Linked DNA regions of Homo sapiens: region 1 is linked to region 2. Evidence: read pairs that join two places in POLR2A ChIA-PET (ENCODE). Cell type or tissue: OCI-LY7. All regions are shown on one strand. Links, peaks and the distances in the headings refer to the core of each region. The heading gives the core; the rest is flanking DNA.

Region 1 (5,377 bases), core at 189-5,188, 170 kb after region 2:
CACCCTGCTTCCTGCCTTTCTGCTAGGCTCCGCCCTTCGCTGGAACTGCATTTTTCCCTCTCCTCTGCCTTGCTAACTTGAATCAACCCCAAGGCTCAGGTCGGAAGGCATTTCCTCCACTATTGTTGCGCATCCTGCCTGCTGGCAAATCATTGATCCCCTGCTGCATTTCCAAATCACTTACCTCATTTCATTGCACATCGTTCCTGTTTTAATCCCCTTAGGGAGTTAGGACTCTTGCTCTCCCTCTCTTCCCTTGAGAGAAGCAGACGGTTTCTGTGTATTTTCCTGTCCAAGCACCTAACGTGAAAATTAACAAAATAGTTTGAGTGCTTATTTTTGGTGCTAACTCTGCTGGGTCCTTGGATGCTCCGGGAGTCTGGCATGTTTGGGGTGCTTTGTCAAAATTTTTAGGGGTCTTCCCTAAATGGCTCCCACCACACTCTGTTTCCAATGCCGCATCATTTCGTACACATGCCTCCCTCTAAGCCCTTGTATTAATTTTACGTCTCTGTGTTGTTCCAAGGCTTGCTGCTGCAACTAGCTATGAATGCCTGGAGAACAGGGACTCTGTCTGATTCATTTCTGTGAAGCTCTTGCCTAGTCCAGGGCTTGGCTCAGAGCACGCACTAAGAGGAGCTTGTTGAATGAACGAATATTCAATTAAAGGAATCCCAAATGAATATGAACCAATCTAACAGAATGTCGCTATGGAGATGGATATTTACTTCATCAATAAGGAGAGTCCTTCATCCTGGGGCTCCCCAAATGCAAGGCCTACAAGTTTTTTTATAAAGGGATTTCTTACTGCCCCACCAATTTCTGGCCTCCCCTTGCTATTCCGTTTATTTATTCCATCAACTACTTCCATTTTTTTTATTGGTTTATATTTTTCTCATATTTGATGGCATTCTTTTTAAAACAATGAGCTCTCCTTAGTCAGAACCCAGCACCTTTTAGTAAGATGGAAGTTTGGGATCTTCTGATTTGAATTACGTAAAGTGAAAGAATATTTTTACATTCTTGATACTTATTCTCAATTTTGCATTCTCTTTATGGCACATTGACTGTATAATAAATCCTGTACATATTATTCATCTCTTTATATTTCTTTTCTTGTACTGTTCTCCCAAATGAAAACCAGAATTCTTATTCACAGCAATTTAGACCAGCCCAGCTTATGAGCAGAGTGATACAGGTCATTTTGGAAGTCTTTCCAGCTCTATTATTTTGTGATTCTCATATAGTTCTTACTTTTTTTTTTAACCAATGATTGAATGAAATCTGTTTTGATCATATTGGGATGTTCATATTTTCAACCTTTATTCATTTGTTTATTCTCTCAAGTTCCTTTTTATGTGATTTTTAAAAACATTTCAACTTTTATTTTAGATTCAGGGTGTACATGTGCAGATTTTTTTACATGGTTATATTGCATGATGCTGAGGTTTGGGGTATGATTGATTCTGTCACTCAGGTAGTGAGCATAGACCCAATGCATAGTTTTTCAGCCCCTGTTCCCTCCTACCTGCCCCGTGCAGCAGTCCCCAGTGTCGGTTGTTCCCATTTTTGTGTCCATGTGTACCCCGTGTTTAGCTTATAAAGTGAGAACATGCCATATTTGGTTTTCTGTTTCTGTGTTAGTTCGCTTAGGTTAATGGCCTCCAGCTGCATCCATGTTGCTGCGAAGAACATGATTTTGGTTTTTTATGATCGTATAGTATTCCATGGTGTATATGTACCACATTTTCTTTATCCAATCCACCGTGGATGGGCACCTAGGTTGATTCCATGTCTTTGCTATTGTGAATAGTGCTGCAATAAACATGTGAGCATCTTTTTGATAGAACAATGTATTTTCCCTTGGGTATCTGAGTAATGGAACTGCTGGGTTGAATGGTAGTTCTGTTTTAAGCTCTTTGAGAAACCTCCAAACTGCTTTCCACAGTGGTGGAACTTTATATTTCCAGCAGCAGTGTGCAAGGATTCCCTTTTCTCTGCAGCCTCCCCACCATCTATTATTTTTTGACTTTTAATAAGAGCCATTCTGACTGGTGTGAGATGGTGTCTCATTGTCAACCTTTAAAAATGAACAAGAGTTTGGTTCATCAGATCGCATTGCCTATGTTTTTTGTTTGTTTATTTGTTTGTTTGTTTTTGAGACAGAGTTTCACTCTTTCACCCAGGCCAGAGTACAGTGGTGAGATCTCGGCTCACTGCAACTTCTGCCTTCCAGGTTAAAGTGATTCTCCTGCCTCAGCCTCCTGAGTAGCTGGGATTACAGGCGCCTGCCACCACGCCCGGCTAATTTTTGTATTTTTAGTAGAGATGGGGTTTCACCATGTTGGCCAGGCTGGTCTCGAACTCCTGACCTTGTGATCCGCCCGCCTCGGCCTCCTAAACTGCTGGGATTACAGGCGTGAGCCACCACGCCCGGCCACTGCCTACCTTTTTAAAGAATGTGTCCTAAGCATGGTTAAGTTTGATACAGACATTCGGTGCTTGCCAAATACAGGCTGAGTTTAGGATGGCTCACCAAATATATAGCTTGATTCCTCCTGGACTATCTCATGCCATGGCTATGTTTGAGTCATTCCAAAAGCCAGTCGAATGGGATCTGTGACTCTGGGTGGAAGGGGCCCTGCATAGTACTTAACATAGAGTGGGCATCAATAAGTATTTGGTTGAATACACGAGTGCATGCAGATAATCTAACTGTAATCTAACTTCCTCAGAAATGCTGATGTTCTTCTGTAACTTCCAGGATGGAGGGTCACAGTGCTTCTCTATTGACATATATTCAGTGAGCAGGGTGCCTTCACTGTTTTCACAGAACATTATCTTATTTTTGGAAAGTAACAATTAAAACATTCTTTCTAGCAGAGTGACATATGTTGGCCCATATCTCCTCCCCACTCGTCTGCCAGGGTCCCACACTCCCAGCCTTTGTCCTGTAGCACAGCAAGTAAGAAACTGAGACCAAGTCCCTTTGGGTAGGCTCTTTACTAGGCTGAACAGAGTCTGTTTCTTAAACTGTCACTCATACCTTCCCAAGCATCCCTCAGTATGCTCCTGATTCCTTACTTCTATGGCTAAGAATCCGTGTGCCTGGTGGAAGATAACCCAGATTTCAGGTCTGTGCAGATCTCAAAATATCTCAAAATCTGTTTAAAAATCACAATTTAAAAAAAACTCAACTTAGCCTGTTCTCCAATAAATCCTCAATAGGTGGCAGTGTTGATCTTTCTTTGGTCTCTGGTCTGCGGGAGTGTTTTGGTTTGTTTGTTTTGTTTTCATATTAGAAAAGAGTTGAGGTTTCTACCTAGTTTTAGATTGAGTTCTACTAAATGTAGTTCTCAATCAGACTATTTTTCTTGAGGCCATACCAAAATCAATGACTGTTTTTCTTGAGGCCTTACCAAAAGCAATATCTCCTACGCCAGCTAAAAATGTGGTAAATCTTCAAGCTAGTATTCTATTATTTAACATTTTTAATTATAACAATTATTCATGGTTGTAAAGTTTCAAAAGCTACAGAAGTGTAGAAAGTAAAAAGTGAATGAAAGTTTTCCAGGTGTTTTGCTATGCACATAAAAATGCATATAGTTATAAAACATATAGATATATAACATTTATATATATAAATAGAGAACAATATGGATAATATGACTCTATATAAAAATGTTATATATCTGTATGTTTATATATAAATGTTATACATCTGTCATGTTTATATATGTAAATGTTATATATCTGTATGTTTATATATAACTGTTATTTATCTGTATGCTCATATATATGGCACATATATATATGAGGTCATATTAACCATGTTAGTCTGCAGCTTACATTTGCTTCTTTACATAGTGTTTGTTCTTCCACGTCAATATATATGATCACCATTCTTCCCACTTTCATGGCTTATAACAAAACTTTTACATTCTTTTTTTTCTTTTCCTTTTTTGAGACAGGGTCTCACTCTGTTGCCAGGCTGGAGTGCAGTGGCACAATCTCGGCTCACTGCACCCTCCGCCTCCCAGGCTCAAGCAATTCTCCTGCCTCAGCCTCCCGAGTAGCTGATTACAGGAGCCCACCACCACGCCGGGCTAATTTTTGTATTTTTAGTAGAGACAGGGTTTCACCATGTTGGCCAGGCTGGTCTTGAACTCCTGACCTCAAATGATCCACCCATCTCGGCCTCCCATAACATTTACATTCTGTTCTGGAACTACAGCCAAGTCTTCTAGGCTTGAATACTTAAACCAAATAAAAATAGCATTTACCATATTGTGGTTATACAAATATTAATCACTGCAGAAAAAAGTGTGATAAAATCTATAGAGAAAGAAAGAATATTCCATGTATTTAATACCAGCCACACAGCTGTCAACATTCAAATCTTGGTCTTTTAATGTAGTTTTTACTTTCCTCACTTTTATTCAGGTATCATTGTTTTTTATTTGCTTCAGTCTCATTTTTTTGAAATCTCATTCTTTCATTCCCTTTGTTTTGCACAAGTACTTCCGTGAGTAATTTTTACATTCGAGTGCACACGTGATAAACTTTCCTTGCATTGCTGGAGTATAATTTCAGCTCAAATTCATATTCCATTGGAGTTTTTTTTCTTTTTTCTTTTCTGAGACAGTCTCACTCTGTCACCCAGGCTGCAGTGCAGTGGTGCAGTCTCAGCTAACTGCAACCTTCACTTCCCAGGTTCAAGTGATTCTTCTGCCTCAGCCTCCTGGGTAGCTGGGATTACAAGCACGTGGTACCACACCTGGCTAATTTTTGTATTTTCAGTAGAGATGGGGTTTCACCATGTTGCTCAGGCTGGTCTCGAGCTCCTGACATTAAGTGACCTGCCTGCCTTGGCCTCCCAAAGTGCTGGGATTATAGACTTGAGCCACCATACCCAGCCTCCACTGGAGTTTTAAAGGCATGATTTTTAAAGCATTTCTGATGGGAAGTCTGAAATTAATTAAATTCTCATTTCTAATATTCAAGCTTTTAAGCCTTTCTCATTCTTCTTGGGGTTCTGAAATTTCTAAAAATATCTAGGTATGGGTTTTGTTTTCATTTATCCTGCTTGGTACTTAGTGGCCTCTTTCAATCTGAGGACTTGTATTTTTTCCCAGCTCAGGGAAACTTTCTATTATGTCTTTGACTTTATCCCCCACCACCTCTCTGATTTTTTTTCTTACCTTCTGAAACTCCTACTGAATTGATGGATGCTAGCCTCCTGGAGCTTTCCTGTTTCTAGACTTTTAGTTTTTACTATGCTGACTTTTTTCTGTATTTCTGGAGATTTCATTGACTTCCACACAACTGCTCTGGCTTTTGGTCTTGGCCATTCTATTATTCCTGTTTGCTGAATTTT
Region 2 (5,377 bases), core at 94-5,093:
ATAAAATGAACAACCAGGCTGGGCGCAGTAGCTCACGCCTGTAATCCCAGCACTTTGGGAGGCCGAGGTGGGTGGATCACTTGCGGTCAGGAGTTGGAGACCAGCCTGGCCAACATGGTGAAACCCCATCTCTACAAAAAATACAAAAATTAGCCCGGCGTGGTGGCGTGTGCTTGTAATCCCAGCTACTCGTGAGGCTGCGGCAGGAGAATCGTTTGAACCCAGGAGGCAGAGTTTGCAGTGAGCTGAGATCGCACCACTGCACTCCAGCATGGGTGACAGAGTAAGAGAGAACCTGTCTCAAAAAAATAAAAAAATAAAAATAAATAAATAAAACAAATAACCAACCATGCACACTGCACACACGCTGTCTCCTTAACCCCACTCCGTCTCTCATAGACACACACACACACACACACACACACACACACACACACACACGGTTTCCCTGTAGGAGAGTCGGTTTGTCAGTTTCTGTAACTTTCCCAGTCATCCAACTCTTATGGGCCCTGCCCGCTCTGCCCGGTGTGTGGCACAGTTTGTCTCCACACAGGCATCTGGAGAGACCAGTGGGCTGCAGGAGGCAGACGGAGTAGCTGAGATCTTAGAAGCCGTCACCTACACTCAAGCCTCGGTGAGTACTGGGATGCTGTGCCATGTGATCTTGCTCAGCTTTTAGCAGGCTGAGAATTACTAGAGGGGGCCCAGAGTCCTGGGTCTGACCTCTTTGTTTCCAGACCTGTGAGCTTAATCGTTGACTCATCTGGGGGGGTCAGGAAAATAATGGCCAATGGGCACTTTGCAAAATCCCCTGGTGAACCGCAACACCAGCTTCCTCAGTGCCACCCTGTGTGTGGCCATCAGAGGGCTGTCAAGGGCAAACGCTGTGCTGTATTGCTTTGGAGCCTTGGGTAAAAAGCCTGTGGCCTTAGGTAACTTACTCAACCATTCTGAACCTCAACTCCTCTTCCAAGAATGGTGATTCTAATAGCCCTATCTCATAGGGTTGTTTCCAGGGTTAGATGATGAAGTGCAGGGACAAGCCTCAGCCCAGCATCTGGCATGAGGGAAATGGCCCTGAACGATGGCTCTTGTTATATTTGCTCAGTGCTCCAGCTGTGAAAGCACAGTCAGGACCCCAGTCTTGTGAGTCACAGAGTCCTCCAGGGAGCTCACTTCTGACGCATGGGAAAGGCAATCCTAACTTCCAGTGGCCTGGACCTCCTCCCTCCTGGGAATGCTCCCTGTGGCTGAGACATGGAAGTGGTTTTGAAAGCACTGAGTCAGACTGTGGGGACACCCAGGAGCCTGTTTTTAATGAAAACAGCAAGCAGCAGCAGAGTCACTAAATACAGCAGAGCTTCAGCCGTCTCCTTGCCTGGTCAGGCTACTTTGTAAACGTATCTCTAATAGAAGAAATCAGGGAGATGGAAATTAGGCAGTGGCTGGAGATTACAGACCTTGGGCAGCAGGGCTGTGCATGCAGCAGAGCTGTGGATGCAGCAGAATAGAACTAGACTCTGTTAGCACTGGAAGGACCCAAAGTCCTGTACATCTCTTTCTGTACAGAGGTGTACGGAAAACTGCCCTTTGTGTACAAACTGAGCAAACCAAGGCCCAGATAGGGGAAGACACTGACTGAAGGGTGTATGGGCCGGACTGGGGTAACAGCATGAGTCTCCTGATGCCCATCCATGGGGTCATGGCCTGAGTGGTATTGCAAAAGTCCATCCCAAGGATGGCGGCCAACTCTTGGCCAGTTGGGATGAATGAAGTCAAGGGTCCAAGTTGCCTGCCTACCTGGTGATTGGGGAGGGCAACTGCTTTGGGTGGTGTGGCTATCCTGTGTGCCCATCAGCCCTTGGCCATCCCACAGGCATGTCCCAACCTGGGGCAGTAGGACACAGAGTGGCCTTCACATCTGATGCTGCCCTGTGCACCAGTTCACAATTCACAGCGAAGCCAACTCAGGCAAAGGTGCCAACAGCCCAAGGTTGCCCTTAGAGAGGGACAGGAAAGGAGAGTGGAGTTTGAGCCTGAGATGATCACAGGGGACAGAAGTAGGGCAGAGAAGCTTGGGAGGGGGCACCAGAGCTGGGCAGCTTTGGACAGAGATAGAGAAGTGGGAGGGGAAGGAAGAGAACTGGCATTTCTTGATACCACTGTGTACCTGGTGCTATTGTGTCTGGAATTGGTGGGTTCTTGGTCTCACCGACTTCAAGAATGAAACCACGGACCCTCGCGGTGAGTGTTACAGTTCTTAAAGGTAGTGTGTCTGGAGTTTGTTCCTTCTGATATTTGGATGTGTTCAGAGTTTCTTCCTTCTGGTGGGTTCCTGGTCTCGCTGTCTTCAAGAGTAAAGCTGCAGACCTTCGCGGTGAGTGTTACAACTCTTAGGGCAGTGCCTCTGGAGTTGTTTGTTCCTCCCGGTGGGTTCATGGTCTTGCTGGCCTCAGGAGTGAAGCTGCAGACCCACCCCATGAGTGTTACAGCTCATAAAGTCAGTGCGGACCCAAAGACACTAACAGCGATATTTATTGCAAAGAGCAAAAGAACAAAGCTTCCACAATGGGAAAAGGACCTCACCAAGTTGCCGCTGCTCACTCAGGCAGCCTGCTTTTGTTCCCTTATCTGACCCCCCCCCACATCCTGCTGATTGGCCCATTTTACAGAGAGCTAATTGGTCCACTTTACAGAGAGCTGATTGGTCCGTTTTACAGAGAGCTGATTGGTCCATTTTGACAGGGTGCTCATTGGTGCGTTTACAATCCCTGAGCTAGACACAGAGTGCTGATTGGTGCATTTACAATCCTCTAGCTAGACACAAAAGTTCTCCAAGTCCCCACTAGATTAGCTAGACACAGAGCACTGATTGGTGCATTTACAAACCTTGAGCTAGATACAGAGTGCTGATTGGTGCATTTATAATCCTCTAGCTAGACATAAAAGTTCTCCAAGTCCCCACTAGATTAGCTAGACACAGAGCACTAATTGGTGCGTTTACAAACCTTGAGCTAGATACAGAGTGCCGATTGATGCATTTACAATCCTCTAGCTAGACATAAAAGTTCTCCAAGTCCCCACTAGATTAGCTAGACACAGAGAACTAATTGGTGCGTTTACAAACCTTGAGCTAGACACAGAGTGTTGATTGGTGTGTTTACAAACCTTGAGCTAGACACAGAGTGTTGATTGGTGTGTTTACAAACCTTGAGCTAGACACAAGAGTGCTGATTGGTGTATTTACAATCCTTTAGCTAGACATAAAAGTTCTCCAAGTCCCCACTAGATTAGCTAGACACAGAGCACTGATTGGTGCATTTACAAACCTTGAGCTAGACACAGGGTGCTGATTGGTGTGTTTACAATCCTTTAGCTAGACATAAAAGTTCTCCAAGTCCCCACCCAACTCAGGAGTCCAGCTGGCTTCGCCTAGTGGATCCCGCACGAGGGCAGCAGGTGGAGCGGCCTGCCAGTCCCACGCTGCCTCCTCAGCCCTTGGATGGTCGATGGGAACAGCCGCCGCAGAGCAGGGGGCGGTCCCCGTCAGGGAGGCTTGGGCCATGTGGGAGCCCACTGCCAGGGGGCTCGGGCATGGCAGGCTGCAGGTCCCAAGCCCTGCCCTGCGGGAAGGCGGCTGAGGCCCAGTGAGAATTCGAGAGCAGTGCGGGCCGGTCGGCAGTGCTGGGGGACCCGGCACACCCTCTGCAGCTGCTGGCCTGGGTGCTAAGCCCCTCACTGCCCAGGGTCGGTGGCACCGGCTGGCCGCTTAGAGTGCGGGGCCCGCCGAGCCCACGCCTACTTGGAACTCTCACTGGCCCGCAAGCGCTGCACGCAGCCCTGGTTCCTGCCCACACGTCTCTCTCCACACCTCCCCACAAGCAGAGGGAGCCGGCTTCAGCCTCTGCCAACCCAGAGAGGGGCTCCCACAGTGCAGTGGTGGGCTGAAGGGCTCCTCAGGTGTGGCCAGAGTGGACGCCAAGGCCGAGGAGGCACTGAGGGCGAGCGAGGGCCGCCAGCACGTTGTCAATTCTCGCTATTGTATGCATGATTTCACTTTTGTTTCTTGCCACCCTGCAAGGTAGGTGGCATCAGCCCCATTGTGCAGATTCAAAAATGAATGCCCAGGAGGTGGGGTGCCTCTTCCAGGGTCACAGGGTAGTGAAGTCAGGACTCAAGCCAGGCCTCACTCCCCAGGCTTGGACCCTCCCCAGGACCATGGCACTGCAGGCACTGGGGCAGATGTGGGGCACGTGTCAGCCAAGGGGGGCTATGAAATCAATCCCCAGACTATCTGGAAAAGTGAAAAAGAAAAAGTTGTTGGTGATTTGATGGACTTGGTGGCCTCTGGGGAACCTCTAACACTTTCTTTCCATGCTTCCCCAACCCAACTTTTCTCAGTGGTTTTATGGGAACTGGTGCATATCAGAGTTCCACCAAGCGTGAATCCCAGCTCTGCCACTTACTAGCTCTTGACCTTGAGCAAGTGACTTAAGCTCTCCAAGGCTCAGTTTCCTCCTTGGTTACAATAGAGTGGACCTGCCTCATAGGGTCAGTGTGAAAATTAGACAAATTGCCCTGTGCAAAATGCTTGGACAGTGCCTGTTGTTGCTACTGTTGACCAGTGGGTTTGTTGTGAGGATTAAGGGAGGTGATGTGATGTGTCAGAGAGCAGCTCAGTGCTGGACTCAGCACCGGGCATAGTACAGATGCCTCGTTCCTCTTGGGGCCTCCTGGTTGGCCAGTGGCTTGGGCTGACAGGCATGCCAAACCCCTGTGGCTGCCTTCAGTTATTAAGGGGATTGCCCTGGGCTGTGCCTCGAGGCCTGATGGTCCTGACCTTAACCTGTCTGTTCCTGATCATCAGAATGCCTTCCCTGTGCACCCGTCTGTCTGCACCACAGTTCACGCTCTTCCACATGCTTCCATTTCCTTTAGTCTCATTTGCAGGGAGGTGTTTGGGGTCTCTTCTACATAGGAGGGCACTGAGGCCATGGAGATGGTTGCTGGAGGCACCCAGCCTGGAGGTGGCAGAGCCAGGTCTCCAGCTCAGGGTCCAGAGTGCACTCAGTCATGCCACCCCTGAGCTGGGGACTTCCCCCTTTTAACATCTCCTGGAAGGGCTTTATGGCATTTTCCGGCAGCCACCCTCTAGGACGGGGAATTTCCCTCTTCAGCTCAGACAGTCCCCGCCCGCCCCTTGTCTGTCTAACTTCTTTCTTGGAATGAATCTCACTTCCCCATCCTCAGCCTTTCCAGCCTGCCACCCTTTGAGACATGAGCCGTCGCCAGTGAACTGAATTGCAGACTTTCTGAGTGGTCAGGGACTACAAAGTCTGCCCCTCCTTGCCTTCTTCCCCATTTAGGATTGGGGTCC

Evidence for each region. ChIA-PET counts read pairs that join two places held together with the same protein. Peaks named below come from ENCODE experiments on the same cell type or tissue, not always from the same donor. Only the 100,000 strongest peaks of a DNase experiment are listed, where the experiment ranks them.
Region 1: POLR2A ChIA-PET joins it to region 2 with 5 read pairs; 2 of 35 experiments call an interaction of 5 or more read pairs at or near these places.

What each region holds. Positions count from the first base shown.
Region 1 is chr9:99,159,758-99,165,134 of GRCh38, forward strand. No RefSeq gene overlaps it. Among named protein-coding and RNA genes, the nearest start is that of TGFBR1, 57 kb to the left of the region's middle. In OCI-LY7, for the core only: a CTCF peak has its summit at 3,229; a DNase peak (open chromatin) is centred at 3,244.
Region 2 is chr9:98,988,625-98,994,001 of GRCh38, forward strand. It overlaps COL15A1 (collagen type XV alpha 1 chain), which reads left to right. Exons shown (of 42, transcript NM_001855.5): 5 at 554-634. Among named protein-coding and RNA genes, the nearest start is that of COL15A1-AS1, 47 kb to the left of the region's middle. In OCI-LY7, for the core only: a CTCF peak has its summit at 857 (motif pointing right); no DNase peak of the experiment used is centred there.